6 separate regions of the Homo sapiens genome follow, and regions 1, 2, 3, 4 and 5 are each linked to region 6. A link is a loop called in an ENCODE intact Hi-C map of the cell type or tissue named here. Cell type or tissue: MCF 10A. All regions are shown on one strand. Links, peaks and the distances in the headings refer to the core of each region. The heading gives the core; the rest is flanking DNA. Region 1 has its middle 120 kb from the start of ACO1. Region 2 has its middle 420 kb from the start of LINC01243. Region 3 overlaps LOC105376013 (a long non-coding RNA gene). Region 4 overlaps LOC124902137 (a long non-coding RNA gene). Region 5 has its middle 240 kb from the start of ACO1. Region 6 holds the start of LOC107987059 (a long non-coding RNA gene).

What was found. Hi-C counts contacts between places; a loop is a spot of excess contacts. Peaks named below come from ENCODE experiments on the same cell type or tissue, not always from the same donor. Only the 100,000 strongest peaks of a DNase experiment are listed, where the experiment ranks them.
Region 1: a loop joins it to region 6, with 2.6 times the contacts of the local background. A loop is called at or near these places in 4 of 110 quality-filtered maps.
Region 2: it touches region 6 in a loop (6-fold over the local background); 5 of 110 quality-filtered maps call a loop at or near these places.
Region 3: it touches region 6 in a loop (25-fold over the local background); 2 of 110 quality-filtered maps call a loop at or near these places.
Region 4: it touches region 6 in a loop (9-fold over the local background); 2 of 110 quality-filtered maps call a loop at or near these places.
Region 5: a loop joins it to region 6, with 18 times the contacts of the local background. A loop is called at or near these places in 6 of 110 quality-filtered maps.

Annotation. Positions count from the first base shown.
Region 1 is chr9:32,261,470-32,266,901 of GRCh38, forward strand. No RefSeq gene overlaps it. Among named protein-coding and RNA genes, the nearest start is that of ACO1, 120 kb to the right of the region's middle. In MCF 10A, for the core only: no CTCF peak of the experiment used is centred there; a DNase peak (open chromatin) is centred at 3,202.
Region 2 is chr9:31,797,448-31,802,879 of GRCh38, forward strand. No RefSeq gene overlaps it. Among named protein-coding and RNA genes, the nearest start is that of LINC01243, 420 kb to the left of the region's middle. In MCF 10A, for the core only: a CTCF peak has its summit at 2,764 (motif pointing left); no DNase peak of the experiment used is centred there.
Region 3 is chr9:31,836,382-31,841,813 of GRCh38, forward strand. It overlaps LOC105376013 (a long non-coding RNA gene), which reads right to left. Exons shown (of 3, transcript XR_929549.2): 2 at 1,512-1,616; 3 at 1-262. Among named protein-coding and RNA genes, the nearest start is that of LINC01243, 460 kb to the left of the region's middle. In MCF 10A, for the core only: a CTCF peak has its summit at 3,120; no DNase peak of the experiment used is centred there.
Region 4 is chr9:31,906,185-31,911,616 of GRCh38, forward strand. All of the region lies in intron 1 of LOC124902137 (a long non-coding RNA gene), which reads left to right. It overlaps LOC105376011 (a long non-coding RNA gene), which reads right to left. Exons shown (of 9, transcript XR_929543.3): 5 at 3,554-3,826; 6 at 2,766-2,935. Among named protein-coding and RNA genes, the nearest start is that of ACO1, 480 kb to the right of the region's middle. In MCF 10A, for the core only: no CTCF peak of the experiment used is centred there; DNase peaks (open chromatin) are centred at 2,257 and 3,147.
Region 5 is chr9:32,146,427-32,151,858 of GRCh38, forward strand. No RefSeq gene overlaps it. Among named protein-coding and RNA genes, the nearest start is that of ACO1, 240 kb to the right of the region's middle. In MCF 10A, for the core only: a CTCF peak has its summit at 2,277 (motif pointing right); no DNase peak of the experiment used is centred there.
Region 6 is chr9:32,347,705-32,353,136 of GRCh38, forward strand. LOC107987059 (a long non-coding RNA gene) reads right to left here and starts at 4,320. Exons shown (of 3, transcript XR_001746645.2): 1 at 4,128-4,320. In MCF 10A, for the core only: a CTCF peak has its summit at 3,207; no DNase peak of the experiment used is centred there.

The DNA.
Region 1 (5,432 bases), core at 106-5,105, 86 kb before region 6:
TTTTAAAACCACAGGGAAGCACTGAATACTTTAAGCTGGAGTATGGTATGATCATTTGTGTACTTTTTAAAGATGATTCCAGTTGTTGAGAGGGGAATGAACCTTAGATAAGCAAGAGTGGAAGTGGGGAAACTAGTGGGAATATCATTACTGCCATCCAGATTCCTATCATTCAGAGATGGTAGAGGATTGGGGAAAAGGAGGTGGCCATGGCTATGGAGAAAAAAGGATACTTCTGAGATGTGTTGCAGTGGTAGAAACAACAAAGCTCACTGGAGAACTTAATGTGGGAAGCGACCTTATAGGGCTGGCACAATTACTGCCTGTTTATACTCCCTTTACACACAGATAAAGACACTGAAACTGAAGCCTGGGCCCTTGGCCACCGTGCTCCATTCCTTCACACGCATCCCTACTCCTTACCCATAATTTCTTCAGGTAAACTCAGGTTTGTCTCACCTTCTATTCCTGCTCTTGACCATTGGTTTTCAACCAGGCTGTCATGTACAGACATGGATGTTGTGCGCTGCCCAGCTAGAGGAGGCAGGGGACACAGGCTACTGTGTAGGTTTTAAAGATAGGTTTACAAGTTCTTTAATATTCCTCCCTTCAAAGTGCTTAATACTCTTCCTGTCGAGTGTGGGCTGGACTTGGTGATGCACTTCTGGTGAATAGAATACCCAGAAGTGATGACATGTAGAATGTCACTTCTGAGACTAGGTTATAAAAAGACTGTGGCTTCTGTGCCCAGTCTCTCTCTCTCTCTCTCTCTCTCTCTCTCTCTCTCTCTCTCCCCCTCTCCCCCTCTCCCCCTCTCCCTCTCTCCCTCTCTCCCTCTCTCCCTCTCTCCCTCTCCCCCATAACTCAATAGAAAGCCAGACGCCATATAAAAAGGACTCCTGGCCATCCCACAGGCAAGCCCACATGGCATGGAACCAAGGCCCGTCAGCAACCACATCAGGGAGCTTGAGAGCACATCTGAGGCCTCACAAAAAGCCACCATAAATGAGCTTGGAAGAAGATTCTCCCCTAGTTCAGCCCAAAGATGACTCCAGCACCAACCAACAGCTTGAATACAACTACATGAGAAACCTAGATATCTGACCCATGGAAACTATGAGATAATAAATATTTTTAAGCACCCCAAAGAAATCATTTGGGGTGATTTGTTACACAGCAATCGATAACTAGTACAAGTATCATGTGAATGGTTCCTGGAGTTATGCAGTATGGTGGTCCTCTTTCCCCCTGCCCCTCATTGCTGCTCCATTACTGTGTCCCCTGCCTTAGAACTATCCCTCAGCTCCAGAGACTAGTCTTGGACTTTTTATTCCAGTTCATCCTTAATCACGTTCCGGGATAGGATCCCCAGTCTCTGTCCACTGACTTTATATCCCTTACCCATGGGCACGAAGTGCTTCACCTCCTTCCATCTGAGGCTCAAGAGATGATTCTGGCTAGGCCTGCATTATTTTTATATATTTGCCTGGATTAAACAAATACGGATAAAAAATTTTAATTTTAATATTTCTGTTTATTCCTAGTAAAAGATACTGTCAAACCATTTTCAGAGGAATAACTGTATCAGAATCTCTGGGGTGCTCTACACACATACAAATTTCTGTACCCTAACACTAGAGAGGCTAACTCAGTAGGTTTCAGTTAAGTCCAGAAAGCTGTATTTTTAAAGAGCTCCCATGTAATTCTGAGACCTAGCCAACTTTTGTAAACTCTAGCTTAGTATTTCTCTCCATCTTGCTATAAAAACAAAGCATGTAACCGGAACCAGAAACTGGGTTTCCCATGTCTTCTTCAATGAATCTCTCACACACATACATAATAAAGTCTATATTTTACCTCTCTGCATTTTATTGACAGCAGTAACTTAATTACATTTGATGAATGTCTGCAAAGATGTAGCAATAAGGATATATTAAATTTATATGAGACCTTTGTACTTTTAGGAAACTGGGACTCAACTTGATGCAAGTTAGTACTTGGAACATATAAATTTATTTTCTGTAATCTCACTTTTGCAGTAAGGACTTTCATTGGCATCTTAGCTCACTCTGTGGAGAATGTGAAGAGCATCTCAATAAATTAAAAAATGACAGCTTTAGGTTTATCAATGATTGAAGCTGCAAAACTATGAGCTAAAGAAAATACAGCAAAGCAAAAATAGAGCCATTTATTCTGTTAGAGTTAAATTCAGGGAAGCAGGGCAGTCAGCAAAAATGCCAAACTCAGTCAAAGACGCTACTGGAGAGGGTTTCTGGTAGGAAGAAAGGAAACTGCAGTTTTCTAATTAACACTGCAATGAATACTAAAAATGACCTTAAAATGGACCTTAAAATGTATTTTAATGAGTTTTTGGCAGGGACTGCCGATGAGCCCTTTTTCATAAGTGAAGGGAAATGTCTTAAAATTAAGCAAGGCTTATGATCATCATACTGGAATCATATTTCAGGGAAATAAAGCCTTTTGCTGGAAGTTAAACAAAAGGCCCAGTAGGAATACTAATCAAGCTTGTGTCTTATTCTAATAATTCTAAAGGCAGATTCCTGAAGTATAAATGTTATAGCATCACACACACACACCCCACTTCCTATTCCACATCTACCTAATTGTCTGCTTCACTGTCTTTCCCTTTCTCTCCAATCGTTCTTCAGGTTCTTTGCCAAACCCAATTATATTAAAATATATACAAGTCTCTTCCGTATTTTCTAAAGCCTTTACTTGCCCTAGACATCTAGTTTAATATAGTATCTGCTACTAGTTTTCCACTAAAGTACCTTCACCTCCGAAGATAGAGAAAAATACTGCAGCTCACAATCCAATGCCCAGAGCAAACCATGCCCTGGAACACACACCCCCATGGCAGTTCCTCCCCTTTACCTCTAGAGAGCAGCTCCTACCAAAGCAGCCAGCCAACCATGTAATCACCAAGGGGCTCATCTTGCCCACTGCCCAGAAAAGCCAATGCACTTTTTTGCACCAAAAAAATAGTTTAATTAATGTAATGCAGGGCTAGCCAAGTGGAAAATAAAATTTATTACTCAAATCAGCCTCAAGAACTCAGAGGCTAGGGTTTTTATGGATAACCTCGTGGGCAGGGGGCTAGGGTGCTGCTAATTTGTTGGGTATGAAATCGTAGGAGTGTGGAAAACAGTCCGTGTGTGCTGAGTCAGCCTCTGGGTGGGAGCCACAGTACCAGCTGAGTCATGAGTCATGGGTCCAGGTGGAGTCAGTCAGTCTTCAGAATACAAAAGTCTGAAATACATCTCAAAAGACCAATTTTACCATTTACAATTGTGATATTATCTACAGGAGCAATTGGAGAAGTCACAAATCTTGTGACCTCCGGCTTCATGACTCCTGAGCAGTAAGGAATTATATGAAAGCAACCTAAGGAACGAATGGCTGAATATTATTTAACCATGCCTACATTTTAGCAGAATCCAGGCCCCTCCCATAATCCTAATCTCCTGGCCTTTTATTCGTCTTACAAAGGCAGTTTCAGTCTCTGAACAAGGAGAGGTGCAGTTTTAGGGAAGGACTATTATCATCTTTGTTTCAAAGTTAAACTATAAACTAAATTCCTCCCATGATTAGCTTGGCTTACACCCAGGAAAGAGTGAGGACAGCCAGCCTGTGAAGCTAGAAGCAAGATGGAGTCAGCCATGCCAGATACCTGTCACTGTCATAATCTTTGCAAAGGTGGTTTCAGCCAAGTTCACAGAGCAAAGCGCTGGCCCAACTCCCACAGAGCCATCTCTGAGCTTGAGATTAGAAGCATCCAATCACTTCTGCACTGGCGCCTCCTTTGTCTGCGTTGTAGATAAGGGTTCTCACCTCTACTTTGTATTTCTTCAGTCCTCTTCCATCTGCCTTATGTGTTCCAGCAATTATTCAAATCTTCTGTTTTATTCTTCCCTCACTTTTAGTACTGACATAAAATGCTTCCTATCATACTTACCCTGTTATTTTAGAAAGAAACTTTAAAAATAACAAAACAAACTTGTATGCTCAGAATTGGTATGTTGATTAAATAAAGGACTGACCTGTGACCCATTTCTCTAAACTATAATATAGATTTGGGGTTCCTCCAGGACCACTTAGTGGTTGGTCTGGAAAATCTATATTGACACTCACAGTTGCCCAGGGAAAAAGAAAGACATATTGTATGTTTCAATTTGGTCAGAGCAAAAGTGGCCTTTGATCATCTATAATAAGTTCTGTGTATTCTGGGGAAACTTTAAGATTAACGCAAGAATGCAAGCAGGAGTTTTTATTTTACAGTAAATAAGTTTTTATTTTACAGTTAAATAAGTTACATAAGTTATTTCAGATAGAAATAGGTGATTTGTCATCAAGAAACTGGAAGTGTTTCTAGACACTTCATCCATAGTTATAAACCCATGAGCCCCAGGGAAAAACACCTTCAGAATGACAGCATTGCCAAGAAAGGAGAAAGAATGGAAAGATAATCTCTTATTTAGAATGATCTGAAGAGGTCTACCCTCAGTTTGAGGTCTTAGTCTAGACTAAATTGAAGCAGAGGAGGAGTGAGAAGACAGACACCATACCCAAGCAATACCTAGCGCCTTGCTACTCAGACTGTGGACCTTAGACCAGTAGCTTCCAGGCCACCTGGAAGCTTGTTAGAAATGCAGAATCACGGACAGACACAGTGGCTCATGCCTGTAATCCCAGCACTTTGGGAGGCCGAAGCAGTAGAACCACGAGGTCAGGAGTTTGAGACCAGCCTGACCAACATAGTGAAACCCCGTCTCTACTAAAAATACAAAAAAAATTAGCCCACCACGGTGGCAGGCGCCTGTAATCCCAGCTACTTGGGAGGCTGAGGCAGGAGAATCGCTTGAACCTGAGAGGCCAAGGTTGCAGCGAGCTGAGATCACACCACTGCATTCCAGCCTTTCTTTCAAAAAAAAACAGAAAGAAAAGAAAAGCATAATTATATGCCCCACCCTAGACATGCTGATTCATAATCTACGTTTTTAACAAGATCTTCAGGTGATTTGTACACCCCTTAAAGTTTGAGAAGCTCTACCCTGGAGAAATCATCTCTTACAGGGCACCATAGAAAAGTGAAACTGATGGGTCATTAACTCGTCCAACTTTACACCCTCCTACTTTCTCTTCCTCCCCACTTTCCTGGGCCATAGAGATTACCCTTGGAGACAGGTGCCTGGGGTTATTCCGAAGACCAAATTAAGTGCTGAGATGCCCAAATATCATCAACAACCACACAAACCTGGCAAGGGGAGGTGTCTTGAATTCTATTAAGTTAGTACCAGAGAAAAGGCTCAGACTTCTGAGAGTTCTTTGTTAGCCACTATTCTGTGAGTTGCAGTAGTAGAAAATCCAACTCAAAATAGACTAGGCAAAAGGGGAATTTATTAGCTTATATA
Region 2 (5,432 bases), core at 112-5,111, 550 kb before region 6:
TCTCCACAAAAAGAAAAAAAAAGATAAAAAGATAAAAAAGAGAAATGTAAAAAGGAAAACAGATAAAGCTCTTAACTCTTGAATAAGAAATTAAAGAATAATAAAAAATAGCCAGAAAATGAAGGCAATGGGGAAAGAAATCTGTGGGATGCAGCCAAAAAGAAAATTTGAGAGTTTTAAATGTCTTTGAATTAAACAAAAAAATTAGAGTAATTATATATTTACCTTAAAATTATAAAATGTGTATATAACTCTTAACAAAACAGAATAAAGAATTAATAAAATTACAAACCAAAATTAATGACAACAGAATATTGGTAGAATTAATGAACTCATCCAAGACATTTCTCTGAAAAGGCCAGTAAGATAAATCTTTGGCAAAGCAACTAAAATAACTTAAAAAATAGAAAAAGTGGTATTACATATTTCTCATTATGAATGAAACCTGAGAATGTATATCAATGTAGACCAAAAATGTTGAATATTTCACAAAATGTTTCACAATATTATTCACAACATTATGTTGCATATAATACATATAACATTTTAAAATATTATATATGACTCTGAGATAGGAAATATAAAAATATTTGTCAATAAGCATCATTGAATATACAGCATTCTTAAGGGATACTCTTTTTTAAACCCAAAAAAGTGCTAAGGGTTTTTTCCCCTATTTTTTCTTACTGTTTTATATCTACTATTATAAATTGCTCCATGAATATCAAATCTCTAAATCAAATAGGATCTGACTCTGAGCCCTCTAATAATTTTGAAAAGTGGGAAGAGTGGGGCGGAGAGTAATTTTTTTTTCCAAGTGAGTTTTAACCAACATGACCTTAACGTCCCACAACAGCTTGGCAGAATGTTAGTCAGGTTTCCTCCTGACTATGGCTCCCCAAACTCTTTTTTCTTAGAGCATTTTATGTAGAAAACATCACAGATACTTAATTTGCCCCTTCAAGATATAAGTTTTCTCACAGCTTCTTGCCAATATTACAAACCACGAACACATTTTTCAAGGAGCTGAAAAAGCATCATTTTAAAATGTTGTCACTAAGAGAAATAAGAACCCCTATCTTTCAGTCTCTATAGGAAGGTAAGAACCTAAATTCCATGAGCACCAATTAGCAAATACAGATGGCCTAATCACATATGATAAACTTCCTTCTTGACATTCTCCCCTATTGGAATAGTCTTGAATAAAGTCTTTATTTAATTCTGTCCTCCAAATTTTTCTTTGACGATCTACAGCAGGAAACAAGTTCCATGACACAGCAACATAATAAGAACTAGAAAACGCTAATTACCATTGTAACTTACCATAAGGTAACTTGATTTTTGTTTCATGTAACTTTTTAAAAGGAGAATTTGAGACAATATGGGTAAATATATTGGGATTGTTGATTCTCAGATATGTTCTTCTAGATTCTTGGTTTAAAAGCACAGATTATTTAAAACTTACTTAAAACTAAGAAAAAAAGAGAAATGAATGAAGAAAAAAGAATTACAACTCCAATATCTGATAACAGAAGAATTATTTGGCATCTGTAGGTCAAGAGTATTTAGAAGGCGAAGAAAATTTCATCAAATAAAGGAGAGTCGAGCAAGAATGTTTACACATGAAATGTAAATACTATTTTAAGAAGAATTTTATTATTGTAGGAATCATTAATTCTTATAATACCAAACTGGATAAAACATTTTATAGCAATATATAGTTGCCTATTTCTACTGTATTAAGTAGTGATATAACAAAACAACAAAAAAAGACTTCCCAGTCTCTTTCATTAAAATGAAAATTGCATTGAATCTAAATCAGAAAGGTTTTGCATAAATTTGTAAATCAGATATTTGGGCATGTAAGGAAGAATCTAAATATCTTAATATGCATTGTGTCCACCAACTCCTGGGTTCTGCCTGTTTATATTAAACCTTATTTTTAACATGAAAATTGATTGAAAAATGTAACCCAAACAAGTGAATATATTAGCATACGGTAAAACAAATGTCCTAGTTTGAACACAGTTCTGTAGTCTACATCTACGTAAAATACAGCACCTAAATGTCAAAAATATTTCTGAAAGTTAAAGAAATGAGAACCAAATGGCAGAGTAGAAGTGAGTTGGCTTCACTCCTCCACCCACAGAAAACCAAAAACAAATATATAGTGCTGAGATTATCACCAGCAATATTCCAGAACTCAAATATGAAAATGAGACAGTTGTGGGAGCCAAAGAAAGGTTAAAAAAAATTCATGCAGACTGTAAGAGAATCAAACTTTTGATCCACAACACCCTTCCCCCAATCTGCTAGGCCCCAAGAGTGCAGAAAATTTTCCCCTGACTCACAGTTACTATACTAAAAAAAAAAAATTGAGATAGAGATGGACAACCAGCTTACCCACCATGTTGAATTTGCTGGCAAAAGGCCTGTCCCTGCCTCAACTGACAGAAAGCCTCACAAGTGCCTAAAGGGATAAAAATTCCTGATGACAGCTGGAGACAAAGGGGAGGTGGGATTACTGTCTCCAAACTGGAAAACACTGCTCTATATCTCAGCCAAAGAAACCACCAAATCAGAGTAGCTGTTCAGCAGCACCATGCTATAGGCACTATGTTACACAAGTCCCCCGAACATAAACCCCTAATCAGCCTTTCCACACTGCCAGGATATTCCCTTTGGGACCTCCCCAATTCAGGATGAACAGCACTTTGAAATTTACTGGAGCAGAGGCAAACCTGAACTTAAAGTGCCATCTAGTGCTAAAAACAAGGCAGTGACTTAGCAAAAAAGACATTAAATGGTGAGTTGCAATGGTATGTTGCAAAGAAATTGCTAAGCAAACATAACTAATAAAAAGAAAAACAAGATAGAGAACACTAGAATAAATAACTTATACCTGCATAGAATAAATAACATATCCCTGCATGTGAAGGCATAGATTTCTATCCACAATAAACAATAACAAGCAGAGAACTGTGATCTCTCAAAGTAGACAAAGCAAGAAACCAGAGACAGACTATAATGAGGTGGTGACAGGCAAGCTCTCTCGTCAAGAATTCAAAATAGAAACTTTAAGAAAATTCAGTGATCTCTAAAATTACACAGAAAAGCAACTCAGAAATCTATCAGAGAAATTTAACAGAGGTTTAAATAAAATAATTTAAAAATCCTGGATATAAGAAATATATTTGCTATACTGAAAAATTTCTTAGAAGATCTCAAAAAGCAGACTGGATCAAGCAAACAATCAGTTAACTCAAAGACAAGCTATTGGAAAATACACAGTCAGAGGAAAGAAAAGAAAAAAGTGGAAAGGAATGAGGAATGCCTACAAGATATAGACAATTACCTCAAAAGAGCAAATCTAAGAATTATTGTTGTTCAAGTGGGATTGGAGTAAGAGCAAAGGGGAGAAAGCTTGTTTAAAGAAATAATAATAGAACACTTTTTGAAACTTAAGAAAGTTATAAACCTACAGGAAGACCATAGGTCACCAAATAAATTAAACCCAAATGAGACTAATCTAAGGCATATAATAATCAAACTCTCAAAAATCAAGAACAAAGAGAGAATCTTAAAAGCAGCAAGAGGAGAGAGGCAAATAACATATAAAGGAGATCCAATTCATCTGACAACAGACTTCTCAACAACAACTATACAGGCCAGGAGGGAGTGGGATGAAATATTCAAAGTGCTGGAAGCACAATCAAACACTGCCAACTGAGAATTTTGGACCCTACAAAAATACACTTCAAAGATGGAAGAGAAATAAAGTCTTTTTCAGACAAACAAAAGCTGAGGGAATTCATAACCACCAGACTCATCTTACAAGAAATGCTCAAGGGAATTCTTCATTCTCAAAGACAAAAACACTAATGTGCAAAAAGAAAAGATTTGAAGGTGTGAAACCCACTGGTAAAAGTAAGTATGCAAAGAAATTCAAAATAGGCTGACACTGTAATTATGATATGAAATCCAGGCATAAATCTAGTGTAAGGACTAAAGGACTATGCAAAGAGACTTGTGGCATTTAACCCCTGCCCTAGAGGTCTATGGAACTTTGAACTTGAGAGAGATGATTTAGGGTATCTGGCAAAATAAATTTCTAAGTGTCAAAGTATTCAAGAGGAAGCAGAGCATAAAAGTTTGGAAAATTTGCATGATGTGGTAGAAAAGAAAACTCCATCTTCTGGGGAGAAATTCAAGGCAGCTGCAGAAATTTGCATAAGTAATGAGGAACCAAATGTTAGTCATCAAGACAATGGGGAAAATGTCTCCAGACCATGTCAGAGATCTTCATGACAACTCCACCCATCACAGGTCCGGAGGGCTAGAAGGGACAAATGGTTTCCTGGGCTGAGTTCAGGGACCCTCTGCTGTGTGCAGCCTTGGGACTTGGTGCCCTGTGTCCCAGGCACTTCAGCTGTCACTAAAAGAGACAAACCTACAGCTCAGGCCTTTGCTTCAGAGGGTACAAGCTCCAAGTCTTGGTGTCTTACCCATGATGTTGGACCTGCGGGTGCACAGAAGTCAAGAATTGAGGTTTGGGAACCTCCACATAGATTTTAGAGGATGTATGGAAATGCCTGGATGTCCAGGCAGAGGGGTGCTGCAGGGGCAAAGCCCTCATGGAGAACCTCTGCTAGGGCAGTGCTGAAGGAAACTGTGGGGTGGGAGCCCACACACAGAGTCCCCACTGAGGCACTGCCTAGTGGAGCTGTGAGAAGAGGACTGCTGTCCTCCAGACCCCAGAATGGTAGATCCACTGAAAGCCTGAACTATGCACCTGAAAAAGCCACACTCAGTGAGAGCCCTTGAAAACAGCCAGGAAGGGGGCTGTACCCTGCAAAGCCACAGGGGAAGAGCTGCCCAAGACCATGGGAACCTACCTTTGCTTCAGCGTGATCGGGATGTGAGACATGGAGTCAAAGGAGATCATTTTGGAGCTTTAAGGTTTAATGACTACCCTGCTGGGTTTTGGATTTGCATGGGGCCTGTGGACTCTTCGTTTTGACCAATTTCCCCTATTTGGAATGGGTATCTTTACCCAATGCTTGTACCTCCCTTGTGTTTAGGAAGTAACTAACTTGCTATTGATTTTACAGGCTCATAGGTGGAAGGGACTGGCCTTGTCTCAGATGAGACTTTGGACTTGGACTTTTGAGTTAATGCTGGAATGAGTTAAGACTTTGGGGGACTGTTGGGAGGACATGATTGTGTTTTGAATTGTGAGGACTGAGATTTGGGAGGGGCCAGGTGTGGAATAATATGGTTAGGCTTTGTGTCCCCACCCAATTTTCATCTTGAATTGTAGCTCCCATAATCTCCATGTGTCATGAAAAGGACCCAGTGGGAAGTAATTGAATCATTGGGGCAGATTTTTCCCATGCTGTTCACTTGAAGCCTCATGAGATCTGATTTTACAA
Region 3 (5,432 bases), core at 248-5,247, 510 kb before region 6:
AGACTAAGATAGACAAAAGCAATAGGCAACACTGAGTCTCACCAATATGTACCACTGGGGTAAGGTGCCTTCAGCTCTTACCCTGTCTATACATCCCCAGCACTGAGGCCATCAGTCCCCTGGGCTTCACTTACCTCTGCTTTACTCACCTCATTCCACCCTGCATTCTGTTAAATTCCCTGTGAAGCTCCTCCAAAGCAGCCCGAACTCTGGATGCTTTTGTTATGAGATGCTCCTTGAGGAGGAAGCCAGGACTTTGATTCTGGAAAAAAGAAAAAAAAATCTTCCATATACTGGAGTTGGTGCCCAGTATTTCCATTGCCTCAGCCAGACTTTATGGGACATTGCTTTTTCTTTTATCCTAAGACTTGAATTTTAAATCTGACTTGTGTAAAGATTTGTGTTTTTATCAAATGTTCTATCCCTTTTTGACCCGCACCAGAAATCATTTTCCACATTGTTACTGGAGAAGTTCATGGGTCTTCTTCCCTTAGGTTTAATGGTGAGTAATAATTGTGAGGCCCAGATGTTCTCCAGACTATTTTATTTCTGTAGCAACCAGGAAGAAATGCTTTCTGTTCAGGCTCTCTCACTCTCAACTCAGATATTCAGGACATAAAGCACAGTCAACACATCACTGTTGGTTCCTTTCTTCTAGAACAGCCCTCATGCATATCTTCTAGCTTTAAAGTGAGAAACTCCATTAAATTCCAGCCATTCTTGCTTAGTGTCCCCACTTCCTCTTATTCCCTAGGATGTGTAAAAGAATTAAATACCTCCAAACCTTGAGGCACGGAGTTTTTCTTTTCCAGTTTGAAACTGGCTTGTCCAGTATTTTTTCTTCACGTTGACTCTAAAAGGCTAAAAATCATAAGATAAAACTGCCCCTCAACTTCTAACAGGACTCAGGCCTTGGGGCTCCTCATCAGTTTCCCTGCTTTTCCAGGGACCAACATCGCTTTTGTACATCCAAAGCAAACAAAAATGTAAATGTTTTAATCCCATTTGAACAAGAAAATAGCTCTCTATATATAGAAAAGATTTATCATATGAATGTGCAATTAAAGACTAAGGGATTAACGTAAGCTTTCTTGAACATAATATGTAATTTGAGCTTGAGCCTTGAGGAAGAGGTGGTGTTTCACTCTATAGTAAGAAATAATTTTGCCTGTCATTTGTTTAAAATAAGAAAAAGAAGAAACAAATTAATGAACAATTTTCTTTAGTTTGTATGAATATATTAGAGTCTATTGTTTCTGAATATGAAGTATAGTGATTCTGAATATGGATTATATTGTTTCTACAGCAGCAGCTGTGACTGTCCTGCTTGTATTCAGACTTTGAAGAACAAGTGGCTATTGTAAGTATTGATTCTATGAAGCTGTAAAATTTATGAAACCCAAATATTAAAATTATGACAATAAACCTCGGTCTACCCTTGACCCTGTGCCCATTAACAATAAGATGGATGAACTGAAAACTAATGGAGGAAACCTGGGTCATTTACTTACCTACTACATGAGGAGACTTAATCCTAGGCGATTTGAACAGAAAATGCTCTTTGCAGCTCTTCTAGTCCAAATATAATAGCGAGATTTCATGTCACATTTTAACTCCTGGGGAAGGAAGAAGCAGAGGAAAAACATTCAGGAAAAAGTCATTTACTCAAAAAGATGTTTGCAAGGGAGCCAGATTTTTGAAAAATCGGTTCATCAAATAAAGACAGAACATATGTTTAAAGGAAAAACAAAACTGCAAAATTACCAGGTTATCAAATTTACAGTTAGTTTGTTTATGGTAGAAAAAGAACAATGTTCTCCCATTATTATCATATCCAAGAAGATCCTGACATGGTATCAATTGTCAGCATTATAAAAGTCAAGGGTGAAGGTGTTTGCATTAGGAAGTCAAAACTTAAGAAGTCAAAAACTCAGAGAACATCTGAGCTTTCCCTAATTTTGAGACTAGAATTAAACATAATGACTCGGTTATTTGGCTTGTGCTGAGGTGCAAACTTTGGTTTTTGTTTGGTTGGTTCCCTGGTCTTGAGATGTGATGTAAATTGTTACCTAATATGGAGGCCTGCCAAGAAGTCAATCTTGCTTTCACCCTCCAGACTATCAGTAACAGTTGTTCAAGCATGAAAGATTCTAAGATGCCTCAACTGGGATAAGTATATGTTGTAATATATGAACAGAATTTTCTCCCATGAACATGAAAAAAGTTGAGCAGGGTCATTTCTACCAGACATTTTGTTTTTTAACTTCTGCTCAATTTGAATGCCCTTCTTTTACATATAAGAAGGAGAGGAGTAACCTGGTAAAAATCATACATCAGATATTATAACTCTGACTTGAAACTAGGTGTTCTAATAAGTGGTCCAGCAAACACATGGTAGAGAGTGAGGAGGAAGGGGACACTTATAAATATTTGTAGAATAAGCAAATTCTCTTTTCATTTCACCAAGCTGAATGCACTACAAAAATTAAAATTGCCATATCACACTCTGGAGCTTATCCATTCAGAGTAATTTTACCTACTCTACTGTAATGATTTCTTTTCCATTGTGGAGAGAATTGATTTTTGTAAAATATCAAGTTGAATAATCCTTGTGTGCAATAGGATCATTGAGTGTTCGCTGTATGAAGGAACTCATGTGGTTTGCCAGAAATCTCTGTGTGACTCTGGCTAAGTAGTAAGTGGTAGAATGCATGAATTATGTGAAGTGAATGCTGTGTGCTCATTACATGATTCCACAGAAGCTTGCTATTTCTGCCTGACTTCTTATGTAAAGGGTCATTTTTTTAATTTCCAAAGTTTAGGTTTTTTATCTCAATTTGGTTTCTTGATAGTTTTTTTCCCCTGTAATGAATCATTAGTTTAGCCAAGAGTTTTTATCTAGTTTTGCTTTAGAGTGCACAGATTTTCCTGAAAATTCACTCGAATAACATGTTCCTTGCATCTTTTCCTCAGAGTTGAATTGCCTTTTTCAGTTTGAGTCTGGCAAACCTAGAGCTTCTTACTCAGCTCCAGTCCCACCTTTTAGCAGTGGAAAGGGGCCAGAATACATGTTTTGCAGACTCTTGCCAAATCAGCTGTTGATGTAGTTCACTTACTTTTCAGACCTCACCACAGATGGCAGCAAATCCTACAGCAAAAAATGTGTTGAGACCAGAGGGCCCACAATAACTGGCAATTTACTGTAGTGTACTCAAAATCAACTGTGAACCCTGAGCATCCTCTGCATGAGGTAATTCTATTTTTAAAATATTACTATGAGATTTAAGAACTATAATGCCTAACTCCTTTTGCACATTAATATTTAAACATTAAATAATAATTGCATTCAAAAGAAAGCCACTTCTAAGAAGTAAAACACACTGTTTTGAAAAGGGGTAAGAATCTCTTTGGAAGAATAATGAGAATGAACAGGAGTAAGAGAAAACTGTAGCCTGAAAGCTAGTTTCATTGACTCTGCATGAGACTAGAACACACTTAATGAATTTCTGTTTCTTTACAGACAGCTAATTAAAGTCCATTGACAGATTATATATATAGCATTATTATATATATATATATATATATATAGCATTCTTGATGTTGGAGTGAACATACAAAGAAAAAATTATAAAATGGACTTCAAGTCTACTATTTTTTCCTTTAAAAATGTATAAGAAATTAAGGTAGCATTTTTTTGCTTTGCTGATACCCATGTTATTTTAAAATGTAATAAAAAATTAAGAGAAGAGTTTTGCTGCACTCTTAGAAGACATACTCTTTTTTTCTAAATATGAAAATAGTGGTTTGTTCTATAAATTTCATTTCCATAAAAAAAATTTAATATTTATATGTGCATGTTTCACCAAAAAGTCCTGCATTTGTGAGGTCCTGGAAAAATATAAAAGAAATATCTTCTCTGAATCTTTATTCTAATTATAAAACCCACTGAAAAATGTATTGTTCATTGAGCTTTCCATTTATTATTAAAGTACATACTATATGTTAACTTATGTAAAAGATGACATTGTGAGAAAATGACTGTGACTCTCAACCTGTCCCCTATGATGACTGGAATGAACAAACAGATATTAAAATAAGAAAAATTATGTAGTTCATTATGATGAAAGCATTCTAAGAAGGTTATGTCAAAAGACTGAGGAGTAAATGCTGCCAAAACAGGCAACATTGTGGATTAATTTTACTCACAGAAAGTATTTTTAGTGATATGAAAAATGACTCTTTCTCAATTCACCAAGATTTTCACCATTGTGACTGGACATTCTCACCACAGAAACAACGTTGCAGAAAATTAAATCAGCAATATGACATATATTCTGGGAATGCAAAGAAAGATCAGAAAGAGGTAATAATAACCAAAATTAACACATTAGGTCTGAAGGCCAGAAATTGAAGCCCTATTTTATGGAGGCTCCATTTTTTTAAACGTGAAGTCGGAAAAAATGAAAGATAAAAATACTCCAAGATAAAAATAGCAGACAGAATTAGCAGAACAAGTGGCGGGTGCTGGCGGGGGAAGACTTGAATTCTAAATTCAAAAGGCATACTGAACACTTGCAGAAAATAATAAAAAGAGAATAACTAGATATATTTTGGCAGAATTATTTAATTATATGAATTAAGAAAAATCCTATGAATATTCATTCAGAAAAAGTTGTATATAACCTAGGAAAGAAATTTCTTCCCATGCTCAAAAACAAATCTAAAATATCATAAGACAATGGAGCAACATCTAAAGAGTTTTAACATGGAATACTTGTTCAAAATTTTTCTTCATGTGTGCAAGCACAAGAAATATTTTCCTCATTCTTACGTATTTCAGCATGTCTATTATTCTTACATCTTTCCTAATACACATATTAAAGCCTGCAAGGAAAACTAAAGAAAAAAGAAGATGAAATGATTTCATCTATTCAAAATAAATCATCCTCAAACTAAGCAAATATATTTAATAAAAAATACATCACGATCAAAAACACTGACTAGTTTAAAATAGGTCATAAAAGAAAATCATGTTATCTAAGTCAATGTAAAAATAATTTTATAAAATTTAATTCGCATGCTGGGTATAATCGAAATAAGAAAGTTATTTCTTGACATGTTAAAATGTAACCATTCTGAATTGGATCATCACGCTTAATGAAGAAATTATTGAAGCATTTTAATTAAATTTAGTAAAATAAAAAATAAAACCAAACCAAAATATAAAGTTACTCATAACTAAATCATTAGTAAATATTTTTTCTGATCATACTAGCCTAAACAAAAAATAAGAAAAAGAAATAAAAAGGCATACATTCTGGAAAAATGAGATAATAAATTAATTTGCAGTTGATATGATTACCTAGAAAATCCAAGATAACTCACTAAAAAAGGGAAAAAAACCACACTATTAGAACTGATTATTAATTAAA
Region 4 (5,432 bases), core at 280-5,279, 440 kb before region 6:
GAGATAAAGACCCAGGCTGGAGTACAGCAGTGTCATCACAGCTCACTGCAGCCTCAACCACCCAGGCTCAAGTCATTCTCCCACTTCAGCCTGTTGAGTGGATGGGACTACAGGAGCGACCCTCCACATCCAGATAATTTTTTTTCTTTTTTTGTAGAAAGAGTGTCTACTAACCCAGTCTATTCTTTAACTTCTGTCCCCAAGCGATCCTCCCACCAAGACCTCCTGAAGTGCTGAGATTATGAGTGTGACCCACTAAGCCTGGCCAAACCTCTTTATAAATTACTGTGCCTCAGGTATTCGTTTATAGCAATGCAAACAGACTAATACTCTTTCCTACTACATGGAAGAACCTGAAAGAAAAATGTCAAGGCATGCATCACATGTGCCTTCCTTGTTTATGCTATTCCTCTTCAAAATAACCCCTTAAAATTTTACAAATTAGAAAACAGAAGTTTGAGAAATTAAATAGTTATGTAAAATATCACAGTTGGTAAGGTGGCAGAGGCAGTTTTCAAGGCATATCCATTCCACTATAAATACTTAAAAAATATTATGCCACCTCCTACATTGGTAACATAAAAATGAGTGTTTCTCTTGAATGAAATTTTATTTCTCTGCATATTCACTTACTGAACACACATAAACCTATGTATGTAAGTGTATACCCATCTTGCCCAAACTTAATAGTTGAAAAAGGTTTAAACAGATTAGTCTATTTACTCAGTATCTAGAATCATGATAGCAGTCCCAGAATTATTACATGATTGGCAGGAAACTTAATCAACCTTAACTTGAAGTAATTGGCTAAACTTTCAACTCTTGACTTGAGACCAATTACTGTTCAGCCAATGGCACTCCAAGTTGGCTCAAGTTTCACGTTTGTCTTGCAAACCAAAGTACTATGAATAAGTTGAATATGAATTGTTAGAGAACTTTATGCCTCATATCTTGGTATCCATTATGGGCTAGAATTGAGAAAAAAAAGTCCCCAGTTATGAATTATAGTGATATTTGACGAGCTAAAAAACAAAAATTGCCAAAAATATCTCATAATGTTTTAAGAAAGTTTACCAATTTGTGTTATGCCACATTCAAAGCCATCCTGGGCCTCATGCAGCCTGCGGGCAACAGGTTGGACAAGCTTGTTTTAGGGTTTTCTATATATAAAATCATGTCATTAACAAAACAATTTCATTTCTTCCTTTCCTATTAAGATGTCTTTTCCTGGACTTAGAAAAATAGCTTTCAACTATTCATCATTAAGTATGATGCTAGCTGTGGGTTTGCCATATAGGGCCTTTATTGTGCTAAGGTATATTCCTTTTATACCTAATCAGAGAGTGTCTATCATGAAAGGATATTGAGTTTTGTCAAATGCTTTTTTTGTGTTTATTGAGATAATATGGTTTTGTCTTATATTCTGTTAATGTGATGTATCACATTTATTGATTTATGTGTGTTAAAGCACCCTTGCATCCCAGGGATCAATCCCACTTGATTATGGCGAATGATTCTTTAAATATGTTGCTAAGTTTGGTTTGCTAGTATTTTTCTGAGGATTGGGCATCAATGTTCATCAGGAATATTGGCCTATAGTTTGTTTGTTTGTTTTTCCTTATAGTGTCCTGATCTGGTTTTGGTATTGGGGTAATACTGGCCTCATAAAATATGTATGAAAATATTCCCTATTTAACTTTTTGGAAGAGTTTGAGAAGAATTGGTATCTACTCTTCTTTAAATGTTTGGTAGAATTCACTTGTGAGTCCATCCAGCCCTGAGCTTTTCCTTGATAGGCAAATTTTTATTACTGATTCAATCTGCTTACTCATATGTGTGTGTGTGTGTGTGTGTATTTATATATATTTATATATATTTATATATTTATAACATATATATAATTTTTTTTCCAAATTACCCTTCCTTTCTTATGTTCTTCTGGGACTCTGATGACATAAAGATTAGACCTTTTGGCATTTTACCACAATACCCTAGGGAGAGCTGTTGTTCATTTTTTTCAATGCTTTTGTCTCTTATTCAAATTGGATAGTTTCTGTTGATCTAGGTTCAAGTTCACTGATTCCTCTTTCAGTCATCTCACTCTCATTCTGCTATTGAGTCCATCAGGTGTTGTAGGCTGAGAGAGAGAGAGTCGTGATCATTGCAGGCTGAGAGAGAGAGTCGTGATCAACTCAGTATACCACTGGAGGCTATATGAGTAAACAGCAAACTGTTCTCATAAAAGCAGGATGTTGGCAAACTGACAAACTGCTTCTGATGCCCAGAAGGAATGCTGAGGGCAGTCACACCCCAAGCACAGTGTTTCTTGTGGTTAGGCACATCTGAAGCCTATTAGCAATAATGTGAACCTGTGATCAGTTAAGCAGCTGGCCAATCATTACCTCCTCCTCCCTGCTCTTTCTACCCAATAAATACAAAGAGCTGTAGAAGCTCAGGACTGCTGCCTTTGCTCACTAGAAGCAGGGAGCCCTCTTCTGCTTCCCCTGGCCCCTTCCTTTAAAATAGTTACTTTTGTTTTAAGTTTTCATTTCTGCTTTCGTCTCCCTTCAGTCAGTCCCGTAGTAACCGTGGCAAACTGCGGCAAGTGGAACCCAAACAGGGACTATAGGGATAGATAGAGACTAGCAGAGACTAACAGAGACTAGTAGAGACTAGCAGAAACTTGCAGGGACAGACAGGGACAGATAGGGTCTTTTGGGACTTGAATGAGGAAGGTCTGCTGGAGCAGAGAAACTGAAACTTACCAGATGAATGAGAAACCCCGTCACGAGTCTGCCAGCAGCAATATAAGGAGACGATCAAACCGTGTGGGTGCCCTCAAGGTGTGTGCGACCATGGAACAGGAGACTGGAGGGACCCCTGGATCCCAACCATGGGCTTGGTTCCCCCGGTACAAACCATGAGCCAGTTGAATCTGAATGCAAAGACGGAACAAGAACCAACCAGAATCACACTGACATCAACCCCCATGACATAGGGACAGATCTTATTTAATTAATGCAAAAACAAAAAGGGAGAGATGTTGCAGGCTGAGAGAATGAGAGTCGTGATCAACTCAGTATACCACTGGAGGCTATATGAGTAAACAGCAAACTGTTCTCATAAAAGCAGGATGTTGGCAAATTGACAAACTGCGTCTGCTGCCCAGAAGAAATGCTGAGGGCAGTCACGCCCCAAGCGCAGTGTTTCTTGTGATTAGGCACATCTGAAGCCTGTTAGCAATAAGGTGAACCTGTGATCAATTAAGCAGCTGACCAATTGTTACCTCTTCCTCCCTGCTCTTTCTACCCAATAAATATGAAGGGCTGCAGAAGCTCAGGACTTCTGCCTTTGCTCACTAGAAACAGGGAGCCCTCTTCTTCCCCTGGCCCTTTTCTTTAAAATAGTTACTTTTGTTTTAAGTTTTCATTTCTGCGTTCGTCCCCCTTCATTCAGTCCCATAGTAACTGTGACAAACTGTGGCAATCAAGTATAATTCAGATTTTGGATATTGTGTTTTGAAGTTCTAAATTTCCATTATTTTCATTTATACCTTTTATTTCCCTGCTAAGATGTTCTGTCTTTCCATTTGTTTTGAGGATATTAGACCTTAGCTTGTAGATCACATTATCATAGCTGATTTGGAAGTCATTGTTTCATAATTTCAATATTTGAATTATCTTGCGATTGGCATTCATCTTCAGACCATAGTTCCCACGGTCAGAGAGAAGGATTCACCTTCCTGAAAGTTTTAGGTATTTGTTATGCTCACCACACACTACTACTCAGCTGCTGTGAAGCTTCAAAACTAAGACACACCTGGAACCTGGGTAGAACAGAAAAATAAAATGAAACAAAAACCTGAGGATACTGTCTCTGTCCCATAAAGGTTCCCATTCCTGCTTCTCTGGTGAAAAAAATAAAAAGAGAGAGACAGATATTCTTTTGGAGGTATTTCTGTCCATGCTTAGTATATAGTTTTAGGATTTGACTGCACTTGAGACTGTATTATATAGAATAAAACAAAACAAAACAAAACAAAATGAAAACAGAAAATGTACCACTTGAGTTTTTAGTATTTTCAATTCTAATTTTCTTACCCAATCTACCTGCTACAATTTACTGTTGAGAGTCCTCAGATTGCTATCTACTGCATTCGATCTAGGCTTCTATTTGTATTTCTTGGGAGAGGAGGGATAACGTGCTTATTCAACCTTATTTAAACCCAAAACTCTACTATTTATTTTTTTAAATTAGTTTGGCCTTTATATTTCCATTTTCAAAATTCTTTACTCTTTTCTGATTATTTATTTGTCATAGCATTCATTTTCCCTTTATGTATGTGATTTAGCTTTGTCTCGCTAATGATTTCAATTAGAAGGTTATAGTTTGAGATTTTCAAATATGATATCCCTTGTTCTATTTGCTTTGACTCTTTTTTTGGACAGCTTTCCTCAGATTTCTGGTTTCTTGATTTTCTACTTCTTATTTACTAAAATTTACTAACTAGGAATTTTGTGTTAGTGGACAAAATTTCATTATAGGGTAATTAGAAAATGAGTTGACAGTTCATTGGGGGAACTCCAAAATATAAATATGTGAAAATATTTTAAATCTTTCATTCTTCTTTTCAAGCGTGGAAGTGGAGTGGTGGTAAAATATGCTGATCTTCTGGGAGCTGGGTGGGAGAGTGACTCTCAACACACCAGCATTCAGTGTGAAGACATCCTAGACTGTCACAGTCCGCTGGAATTCTCCCATGCAAATATCCCCTCTGTTTTCAGACACTGGCCTTTATTCCTGCCTTTTTTTAATGTTGTTTGTCCAGACTTTCTTTAGGTCAGTTTCTCCAGAGAGTAAACATTTGATCCCCTGCCCAGGAGTGGGACATGGATAAAGAAGAGTTAACAACTTGGCCTTTTAAAGTAAGAGAGAGTTCAGGGACTCTGTCTGCTTTATATATTGTTTTCTAGCAATTCTTCTGTTTAATTATTGCCAACTTGAGTACCTTGTGTCTCCAAGTCCTAGGCACAATATCCATCAATGAATTTGCCCGCTTGTCAATAGTACTCTTGTCAGGAGGCACTTCAGGTTGGGCTCTCTTTACCTTGATAAGTCAGTTATATCTCCCCATGTACCCACTTCTCCCAAATAAAAGTTTTTATGCTGCAATCTTATTTTCTATATTTGTCTATATGGATTTCTATGGTTTGAACATGTCCCCCAAAAGTTCATGTGCTGAAAACTTGATCCCCATTGCAGCAGTGCTGAGAGGTGGGACCTTTGGAAGGCAGAGCCCTCATGAACAGATAAATCCATTCACAAATGAATGGATTAATGAATTAATGGGTTACTAAGGGGGAATGGGTTAATTATCACAAGAGTGAGACTGTTATAAAAGGCCAGTTTTGCCATGTCTTGGGAGTCCCCTC
Region 5 (5,432 bases), core at 169-5,168, 200 kb before region 6:
TGGGGACATGTGGGAAGACCCTGATGAAGCTGGGGACATTGAGCTTGTAAACTCTGATGAGGCTTTTTTTGCCTGAGGAAACAGCTTCCCCATCCCCAGTGGTGGCAACATCCCCTCCCCAACCCATGCTGCCATCAGCCTTTCCACCCTTGTCTGAGGAGATTAACCTTGCACTGCCTGAGGCAACAGTGATGGCCTCCCCTGAGGCACTTGCCAGGCAAGACAATGTTGATTCTCCTCAGGACCCACCCCAACACCCCTGTTTGCCTCTAGACCTATAACTGGACTAAAGTCCCAGCAGGCCCCTACAGATGAGGTTCAGAATGTGACCCATGAGGAGGTGTGCTATACTCCAGAAGAACTGCTTGAGTTTTCTAATTTATATTAGCAGAAATCTGGAGAACAGGCATGGAAATGGATATTAAGGGTGTGGGATAATAGTGAAAGGAACATAAAGTTGGATCTGGCCGAATTTATTGATTTGGGCTCACTAAGCCGGGATTCTGCATTTAATGTTGCAGCTAAGGGAGTTAAAAAAGGTTCTAATAGTTGATTTGCTTGGTTAGCTGAAATATGGATCGAAAGATGGCCCAAAGTGAGCAAGCTGGAAATGCCTGATCTCCCTTGGTTTAATGTAGAGGAAAGGATAAAAAGGTTTAGGGAGATTGGGATGGTGGAGTAGATTAGTCACCTCAGACCTACACATCCCAGGTGGGAGGGTCCAGAAGACATACTCTTCACTAATACTTTGCAAAATAGATTTGCGAGGGGAGCACCTGCATCTTTGAAGAGCTCTGTGATTGCTCTTCTCTGTGATCATGTGAGTCAATTCTCCTAATAAACTCCCCTTTACATATTCATTTATTCTTTTAGTTCTGTCCCTTTAGAGGACCCTGACTAATACACAGTTATAGGGAGGTATTACTTAGAACTCTTTTAGTTACAAGTAAAATAAACCTAAACTAAGTTCACTGAGGCAAGAAGAAAGGAGCTTGTTGACTCATAATCAAAAATGAAGGAGAACAATAATTCAGCTCTCAAGAACAAATGATAAATGGAATAAGAAAGGACACAGACATGAAAATAATCAGAAATATTTCTCTTTGTCTCTCTATCTCTTATTCTCTCTGCCTACTGACTTTTTCAGACACTTTTTACAAATGGAACTGGAACAATAACCGTTATAGCCATACGTGGCCCAATTCTTACCATTGGTAAGTCAAGGAGTTTCTACTTTTAACTCCCTTAAGGAGTCCAACAGATAGACGTTGATGTTCCAGGCTGAAGTCATCTGCTCGTCCATCTCTGGACCACTTTCTATAAATGGGGAAGTGAGGGTTTGCTATAATTAGCTCAACTTAATCAGGTATCTGCCTCTTGAAAAACTGTAGCCCAAGAGGGCCTAGAAGGATCTGTAAAAGAGCAGTGTTGGGGCCAGAAAGGGCTTCTCCAACACAAGTGGAATAAAACAGAAATATGACAAGGAAATAGCAGAATATAGCAAGAAAACCACTGTTATTTGTGTCAACTACCATCGTGCATGACAAGCAGTAAGAAAATATTTGTCCTTGAACAAGTGGGTAAATAAAATAATGATAAGATATCACTGCCTTGCTGCTGTATCTCCTACTGTATCTCCTATTATTTTCATTTCAACTTTTATTTTAGATACAGGAAATATATGTGCAGAGTTGTTACATAGGAATATTACGTGATGCTGAGGTTTGGAGTGTGGATCCCATTGTCCAGGCAGTGAGCATAGTACCTGATACATATTTTTTTAACCCACCAGCCCTTCTCTCCCTCCACCCTCTAGTAGTCCACAGTGTCTATTTTTCCCATATTTATATTCATGTGTGCTCAATGTTTAGTTCCCACTTATAAGTGAGAACACACAGTATTTGGTTTTCTGTTACTGCACTAATTCACTTAGGATTATGGCCTCCAGATCCATCCATGTTGCTGCAAAGGACATGATTTCATTTTTTTTTATGGTGGGCAGCAAGCCACCCAGGTGCTGAGGCAAGAGACCAAGGGCACGAGCTGTACCAGTATAATAAAATATATAAAACAAGAGTTATACTAGATCTAGATCATAGACATGATTATATATGAATATCATTCATTAATCATTAGTTTGTAGCAATTACTCTTTATTCTAATATTATAATAATCCTCGCTCTATAACCATAACCTAGGAAAAACCAGGCCATACAGAGATCGGAGCTGAGGGGACACAGTGAGAAGTGACCAGAAGACAAGAGTGTGAGCCTTCTGTTATGCCCGGACAGGGCCACCAGAGGGCTCCTTGGTCTAGCGGTAACACCAGCATCTGGGAAGACGCCCGTTGCCAAGCAGACCGTGGTCTAGCGGTAGCCTCAGTGTCAAGGAAAAACACCCGCTACTTAGCAGACTGGGTAAGGGAGTCTCCCTTTCCCCCAGGGAGTTTAGAAAAGACTCTACTCCTCCACCTCTTGTGGAGGGCCTGACATCAGTCAGGCCCGCCCACAGTTATCCGGAGGCCTAACAGTCTCCCTGTGATGCTGTGCTTCAGTGGTCACACTCCTAGTCTGCCTTCATGTTCCATCCTGTACACCTGGCTCTGCCTTTTAGATGACAGTAGCAAAATTAGAAAAAGTCCTCAGTGGGGGGAGGAGCCAAGATGGCCAAATAGGAACAGCTCCGGTCTACAGCTCCCAGCGTGAGCGACGCAGAAGACGGGTGATTTCTGCATTTCCATCTGAGGTACCGGGTGCATCTCACTAGGGACTCCCAGATAGTGGGCGCAGGTCAGTGGGTGCGCGCACCGTGCACAAGCTGAAGCAGGGCAAGGCATTGCCTCACTCAGGAAGCGCAAGGGATCAGGGAGTTCCCTTTCCTAGTCAAAGAAAGGGGTGACAGACGGCACCTGGAAAATTGGGTCACTCCACCCGAATACTGCGCTTTTCCAACGGGCTTAAAAAACGGCACACCAGGAGATTATATCACGCACCTGGCTCGGAGGGTCCTACGCCACGGAGTCTCGCTGACTGCTAGCACAGCAGTCTGAGATCAAACTGCAAGGCAGCAGCAAGGCTGGGGGAGGGGCGCCCACCATTGCCCTGGCTTGCTTAGGTAAACAAAGCAGCCAGGAAGCTCGAACTGGGTGGAGCCCACCACAGCTCAAGGAGGCCTGCCTGCCTCTGTAGGCTCCACCTCTGGGGGCAAGGCACAGACAAACAAAAAGACAGCAGTAACCTCTGCAGACTTAAATGTCCCTGTCTGACAGCTTTGAAGAGAGCAGTGTTTCTCCCAGCACGTAGCTGAAGATCTGAGAACGGGAAGACTGCCTCCTCAAGTGGGTCCCTGACCCCTGACCCCCGAGCACCCTAACTGGGAGGCAACCCCCAGCAGGGGCAGACTGACAACTCACACGGCCAGGTACTCCAACAGACCTGCAGCTGAGGGTCCTGTCTGTTAGAAGGAAAACTAACACACAGAAAGGACATCCACACCAAAAACCCATCTGTACATCACCATCATCAAAGACCAAAAGTAGATAAAACCACAAAGATGGGGAAAAAACAGAACAGAAAAACTGGAAACTGTAAAAAGCAGAGTGCCTCTCCTCCTCCAAAGGAGCGCAGTTCCTCACCAGCAACGGAACAAAGCTGGACGGAGAATGACTTTGACGAGCTGAGAGAAGAAGGCTTCAGATGATCAAATTACTCCGAGCTACGGGAGGACATTCAAACCAAAGGCAAAGAAGTTGAAAACTTTGAAAAAAATTTAGAAGAATGTATAACTAGAATAACCAATACAGAGAAGTGCTTAAATCAGCAGATGGAGCTGAAAATCAAGGCTCGAGAACTACGTGAAAAATGCAGAAGCCTCAGGAGCCGAAGCGATCAACTGGAAGAAAGGGTTTCAGCGATAGAAGATGAAAAGAATGAAATGAAGCAAGAAGGGAAGTTTAGATAAAAAAGAATAAAAAGAAACGAGCAAAGCCTCCAAGAAATATGGGACTATGTGAAAAGACCAAATCTACGTGTGATTGGTGTACCTGAAAGTGACAGGGAGAATGGAACCAAGTTGGAAAACACTCTGCAGGATATTATCCAGGAGAATTTCCCCAATCTAGCAAGGCAGGCCAACATTCAAATTCAGGAAATACAGAGAACGCCACAAAGATACTCCTCGAGAAGAGCAACTCCAAGACACATAATTGTCAGATTCACCGAAGTTGAAATAAAGGAAAAAATGTTAAGGGCAGCCAGAGAGAAAGGTCGGGTTACCCTCAAAGGGAAGCCCATCAGACTAACAGCAGATCTCTCGGCAGAAACTCTACAAGCCAGAAGAGAGTGGGGGCCAATATTCAACATTCTTAAAGAAAAGAATTTTCAATCCAGAATTTCATATCCAGCCAAACTAAGCTTCATAAGTGAAGGAGAAATAAAATCCTTTATAGACAAGCAAATGCTGAGAGATTTTGTCACCACCAGGCCTGCCCTAAAAGAGCTCCTGAAGGAAGTGCTAAACATGGAAAGGAACAACCAGTACCAGCCACTGCAAAATCATGCCAAAATGTAAAGACCATTGAGACTAGCAAGAAAATGCATCAACTAATGAGCAAAATAACCAGCTAACATCATAATGACAGGATCAAATTCACATATAACAATATTAACTTTAAATGTAAATGGACTAAATGCTCCAATTAAAAGACACAGACTGGCAAATTGGATAAAGAGTCAAGACCCATCAGTGTGCTGTATTCAGGAAACCCATCTCACGTGCAGAGACACACATAGGCTCAAAATAAAGGGATGGAGGAAGATCTACCAAGCAAATGGTAAACAAAAAAAGGCAGGGATTGCAATCCTAGTCTCTGATAAAACAGACTTTAAACCAACAAAGATCAAAAGAGACAAAGAAGGCCATTACATAATGGTAAAGGGATCAACTCAACAAGAAGAGCTAACTATCCTAAATATATATGCACCCAATACAGGAGCACCCAGATTCATAAAGCAAGTCCTGAGTGACCTAAAAGAGACTTAGACTCCAACACATTAATAATGGGACACTTTAACACCCCACTATCAACATTAGACAGATCAACAAGACAGAAAGTCAACAAGGATACCCAGGAATTGAACTCAGCTCTGCACCAAGCGGACCTAATACACATCTACAGAACTCTCCACCCCAAATCAACAGAATATACATTTTTTTCAGCGCCAAACCACACCTATTCCAAAATTGACCACATAGTTGGAAGTAAAGCTCTCCTCAGCAAATGTAAAAGAACAGAAATCATAACAAACTGTCTCTCAGACCACAGTGCAATCAAACTAGAACTCAGGATTAAGAATCTTACTCAAAACCGCTCAACTACATGGAAACTGAATAACCTGCTCCTGAATGACTACTGGGTACATAACGAAATGAAG
Region 6 (5,432 bases), core at 89-5,088:
CCCACAAATGCAAATACAAGTAATATGTGCAAAAACATTACAGTTATTCTACAGGTACCATCTGGAGTCAGCTCTGCTTAGCTTTCTGACAAAGATCAAGATACTCCTAAGACATTTCACTGCAGGCCAATCTGCTATGCCTAGAAACCAGGCTGCCTTATTTCACTTGTCACCAATAACTGAGGTTTTGCCAGGAAGCAGAGGTTGCAGTGAGCCGAGATCATGCCATTGCACTCCAGCCTGGGCACAAACAGCAAAACTCCATCTCAAAATAAGCAAATAAATAAATAACTGAGGTTTAGAACTGAGGGCATTGCCAGCATTTTAGAGAGTGAGATGGGGTGGTCTGAAATGCAATTCCTTTTGCTTTCTGGGCTGACTCTCCAGCAAGACTTTAGGGAGCACTTGCTTTTCAGTGTGATTATATTGTCAGTGTCTCCAACTTCAGCTGTCTCTCCCCTGGCCCCCAATTTTCACACAGAAATGCTCACACACACAAACACACATTCATGCATATGCACACACATAAAAAATGTAGGCCCAGGATTCCAAAGATTTTCCAAATGTATTCACGGATAGAAACAAAGCACTGTTTATAATGGGTCTTTAAAAAAAAATTGCCACAATAGAAAATAAAGAAGAGAAGAGAAGGGAGGACTGAAAAGCCCCCATGAGACCAGTCTTCACATGCTTGCTGCTTTAGGGTTCTGAGTTGTTGGCAGCATCGCCGGAAAATGATGAATGATCCAAGATTACGTGTTGTGGCTACCCACGGAATTTGCTCTCTAGAAGTATATCCAATCCTGGCCTGTTTTCTGATGGTAACTTTGGGCAGGACAGTGTTGCAATGGGCCATGCGGGTCCCATTTGAATAATATAAGATCAAAATCGTGTTGTTGCTTTATCTCAACATACAGTCTCTAAGTTGAGGCTAAATGATAGTGGCACAACTCTGCTTTGCACTGAGCTAGGAAAGAATTTTGCATGATTTTCTCAAGGATGATAGAAAAGTGCAAAATATGTCAGGATACAAATACCTCACCTAAGACTGGGTGCACAGGGTTAAGACAGAGTCTATGGAGAAATCAGAAAAATAATTGATTTGGGAAAATCTCAAGCAGGTAGGAGTAAAAATCACAAGCAAAGTTTTTATATAGCTATTGCCAGCTATAGAAATAGGTGAACTATAAATTCTTCTGAATGTAGGTTTCCTAAGACAGCAGAGATAAAAATATTTCTAAAAATCCTTATACAGAGAAAGTCACTCAAATGAATACTTCTTAAGGGAGTCGATGCATTCAGAGGAAGCATTTGCTGACTAAAAGCCACATAATACACAGAGGTTGCATCCTGACAGGATACTTCTTAAGAGAATCCATTTGCGGCTCCAATATTCGGGGTCAGTAATTTCTCAGAGAAAGGTTAATGGAAACAAAACAGAATTCAGCGCACATTTTCTCAACCAGTGTGCAGAAATATAGGCAAAAATACACCCTTAGCATATCCTCAGGCTATAAAATGCAAAATTACTGCAACATTCTTTTTGATAGAGTTTGCAATCAATGCAATGGAGAACAAAGGGAGGTTAGATGGTGTGGGTGTGGGGAAGGTGCACATTTGTGTGTGTGGTTGGGCAGATGAACTCAATGACCTCTGCCACTTCCAGCCTGAATTTGCAATGATTCCATGTTTGAAGGCAAAGAATATGGATGTGAATAAACCAAGTGGTGGCTGGATAGAGCTGGAGAAATGTTCTCAGATAAACCTCCAGCCCCAGAAGCGGCTGTGAGAAATTTACACGTGTGTCACTGACTCACTAGAATTAGAGAAAATTGATCAAGAATGAAGCCATAAAATGTGATGGCTGTGGTCAGACCTTCCTTCTTGTAAAGAGAGGGAAACTCGATCTGGGCAGCAGTATTCTAGAAAGGTTGAGACAGTGGGAGCCTGGTTTGGGTTTCAGGGTCTAGGGCAGCCATGTTCTCTGGAACATCAGAGACAGTGAGGATCCCAACAAAGCATGCAAAGGACTAAGCAAGAAAAGATGACAAGAGAGAGCCTAAATTCACCAAGACAAAGGAGCCGTGGAGGTCTGGAACAGGAGGAAGGAGTGAACATGAGGCTGAAGAGAATCCTACTAGAGGGGGATGGCAAGGTGAGCCCAGTTTAAATGACTCGAAAAATACACCATGTACGTAAGAGACCACACAGATATCCAAGAGTAGCCAGAGGAGGTATCATGTGTCCTTCATCCAAGGGTAGTAGGTGGTTCAGGCTGGTCATGGACGGCTTTCGTCAAGGCTTCACAACCTGCAAAGCTCAGGCTAAGTGTTCTGCATGCAACATGTTATTTAATCTTCACAGCAACCTTCCATCTTTATCAAATCCTCAGTTAGAAAAATAGTATTTATGGAGAATTGATGGGTTCTAAATTGTATCCTTCAATTAAATTAGACAATCAGAAAGCTACACTCCAAGAAAGTGTTTTGGGACGCATAATGCTCACTCTGCCCCCTCCATCTTAAACTCTTCTGACAGAATAGCATTGCGGTGTTACCTATCAGCTGCTGTAGGAAGCAGTCATGTGAAAAGTATCATTGGGTGTAATGTAAGGAAATTACTTATCACCTTACACAATATCTCCTTCATAAGTTCCTAAAGGATATAATTCCTAGTCTTCATACTATATGGTACCTTTCCTAACACCTGGCTTGTTTTTCTGTTATGGACATTGGGTTATGCAACTGGTCCTGTTTCTCTATTTGCATTGACTGCTGGGAAGCTCCAGGCCAGATTTGTACCCCAACTTCATCCCATTCTTTTTTCTCTACTGTTTTAAATTTAAGCATGTTTTACCTTTTTTATCTTATAAAGTTTTGTACATTATTTAAAACACTTTTTGTACAGGCCATGTATAAATACAGAGATAAATACAAATGTACATTATCTAAAAGTGCTATGGCCAAATTTCAAAAACAGTACAGGCAGTAAGAGTTTCATGTACACTTAATTGAAATTAGTGAAATTCTTGTCCCTTGTTAACATTATGTCTTGTTAAAATTTATAAGTAACCCAGTTTTCCTGCTTCACATTTTTATTAAGGAAATTCATTTTCAACTTGCCAGAAACCTGAATTTCTTTATTCCTCTTAAGAGAAGGCAAGCCTTCTGATTTATGTGGAACAACTTCTCCATCTATTGGCACAATTTAATATTGCAAATAATAAATCTCTTGAAATCAAATGTTTTCTTGTTAGTCTATGGAGAAGTTTTTCCCCCATTAAGCCTCTCAAAAAGTTTCCACTGTAATAATTAAATATATCTCCCTTGCATTAATCCCTTTGCCTTCAGGATTTAATAAACTTATAGATATTAAATTCATGCATATCACCAGGAAGTTTCCAGAAGCTTCCTGGATCACCATCTCCACCTCCCAAGGGAAGCCAGGCCAAATTTTCCAAAATAAGATATAAAGTATGAAGCCATATTGTGCAAAGATTTAATCTAAAACAGCTTAGAATATGATAATCATTTTAAATCATGTTTAAGGGCTGAGTGAAGTATTAGAAACACCAACATTTCAATCCTCACTTTGGAATAGCTTACAAGTAACAAAACATATGAGTATACAAAGGGCCAGTCAATTTTATAAGTATGTATTCGACTAATACTGAAAATTGAGACTGAACCAGTCTTGCCATTCCTCACCCAACAACAAATCCCTACCTTCGAGGAACTAATTCTCTTCCTCTGACAAGGTAATCCTACCTTCTCTTAAACAAAACACATCATCCTTGAAATCTTTGAAACCATAAAATGTCTTCAAAATCCCCATGATGTTCCAATTTCTGTATGACTTTACACATCCATAGTAAATTCACTAATATGTACACCTCTTGTGTTATTACCCTGACCTGCACTTAAAACCCAACTCAAGTTACCTTTACCTTCATGACTTCATATGTAAATGAAAATAACAGTAATTCTTTTGTAGGATTGTGGTGAGGATTAAATAAGGTAATATTTTTTAAAATACCTAGCACTTTGTAGACAATAAATGGCAGATTTTTAATAGTAATTGTAGTTGTAAAAAGAAGAAAAGGCTTTGTCATACTTCCCCATAAGTACCTTGAACTCTCAGTCCTTCTCATATGGAATGTCTGGCCTGAAGAAACAATTGAAGAGGACTTGAAAGCAGGGAGGTTCACAAATAGCAAGAAATAATAAGGATCTTGATGAAGACTATGAAGCTTCCAACAGGAAGAGGAAGCAAATTTTAAGAAGCAGGTCCCCTCTTCCTCCTCCAGTCTCCCAGTCTCCCTCTAGTGCCCCCACTGGGGGAGACTTGCAAGGAGCAGCCAGCGAAGCAGAAATGAAGAGCGCTGAGTCCCAGCCACTGCAACACAAGGCAGAGGGTAGAAGGACTGCCTTGGAGCTGAGCAATAACAGCTTTTCACTGAACGGACCAGTAAAAAGTTCCTGGAGTCTGGTTTTGGGTCTTGCAAGGAAGGAAGCTTAGAAGTCACCACTGTCTCCTAAAGAGTAAAAAAGCTAGCAACTCTTCTTAGGTCTGTCAGAGAAATGAAGTCACAGGGCCGACCATTGCCCCAAAAATTGGAGGGACAGGCAGGAAGATACAGAGAATCACATGTCACTAGAGCAGAAACCTGCCAGCTGCAGCCTCCATGGGAAGCAGTGACAGGGCAGGAAACCTGAACTGGAATTGATGAACTGTGGGAGGCTCAGTTTGGGCAAGTCTGAGAGTTAAAAAATTCAGTGGAAACCAGTCAAGGGGTGTCACATATTTTTATGGGTTTTACCTCCAAGAGCCTTGCCAGATCCTCACAGTAAATATGGGAGAAAAATTTCCTCTTGCTTCCTGCAGGAGGAGGGGGAAAGTCACCACTTGAAATAGACCAGAGCATCTGTTCTTAGCAAAGCCTGCCTTCAGAAGAAACTATTATACCACAGCCTGACCTGCTATGGGTCTATCAGCACCTTAATCTACTTGGGGAAAGGAAATGCCAAACTCCAGCCCCCTCTAGTTTTATATGTACATATTATATAATATTATATCTATTATTATATATATAATATATAATATATATAATATAATATATAATATATATATTAGAATATATAAAATATATAATAATATATATATTAGTATTAACTTACATGATCACAAGGTCCCCACAATAGGCTGTCTGCAAGCTTGAGGAGCAGGGAGAGCCAGTCTGAGTCTCAAAACTGAAGAACTTGGAGTCTGATATTTGAGGGCAGGAAGCATACAGTACAGGAGAAAGATGTAGGCCGGGAGGCTAGGCCAGTCTCGCGTTTTCATGTTTTTCTGCCTGCTTTAGATTCACTGGCAGCTGATTAGATTGTGCCTACCAGATTAAAAGTGGATCTGCCTTCCCCAGTGCACTGACT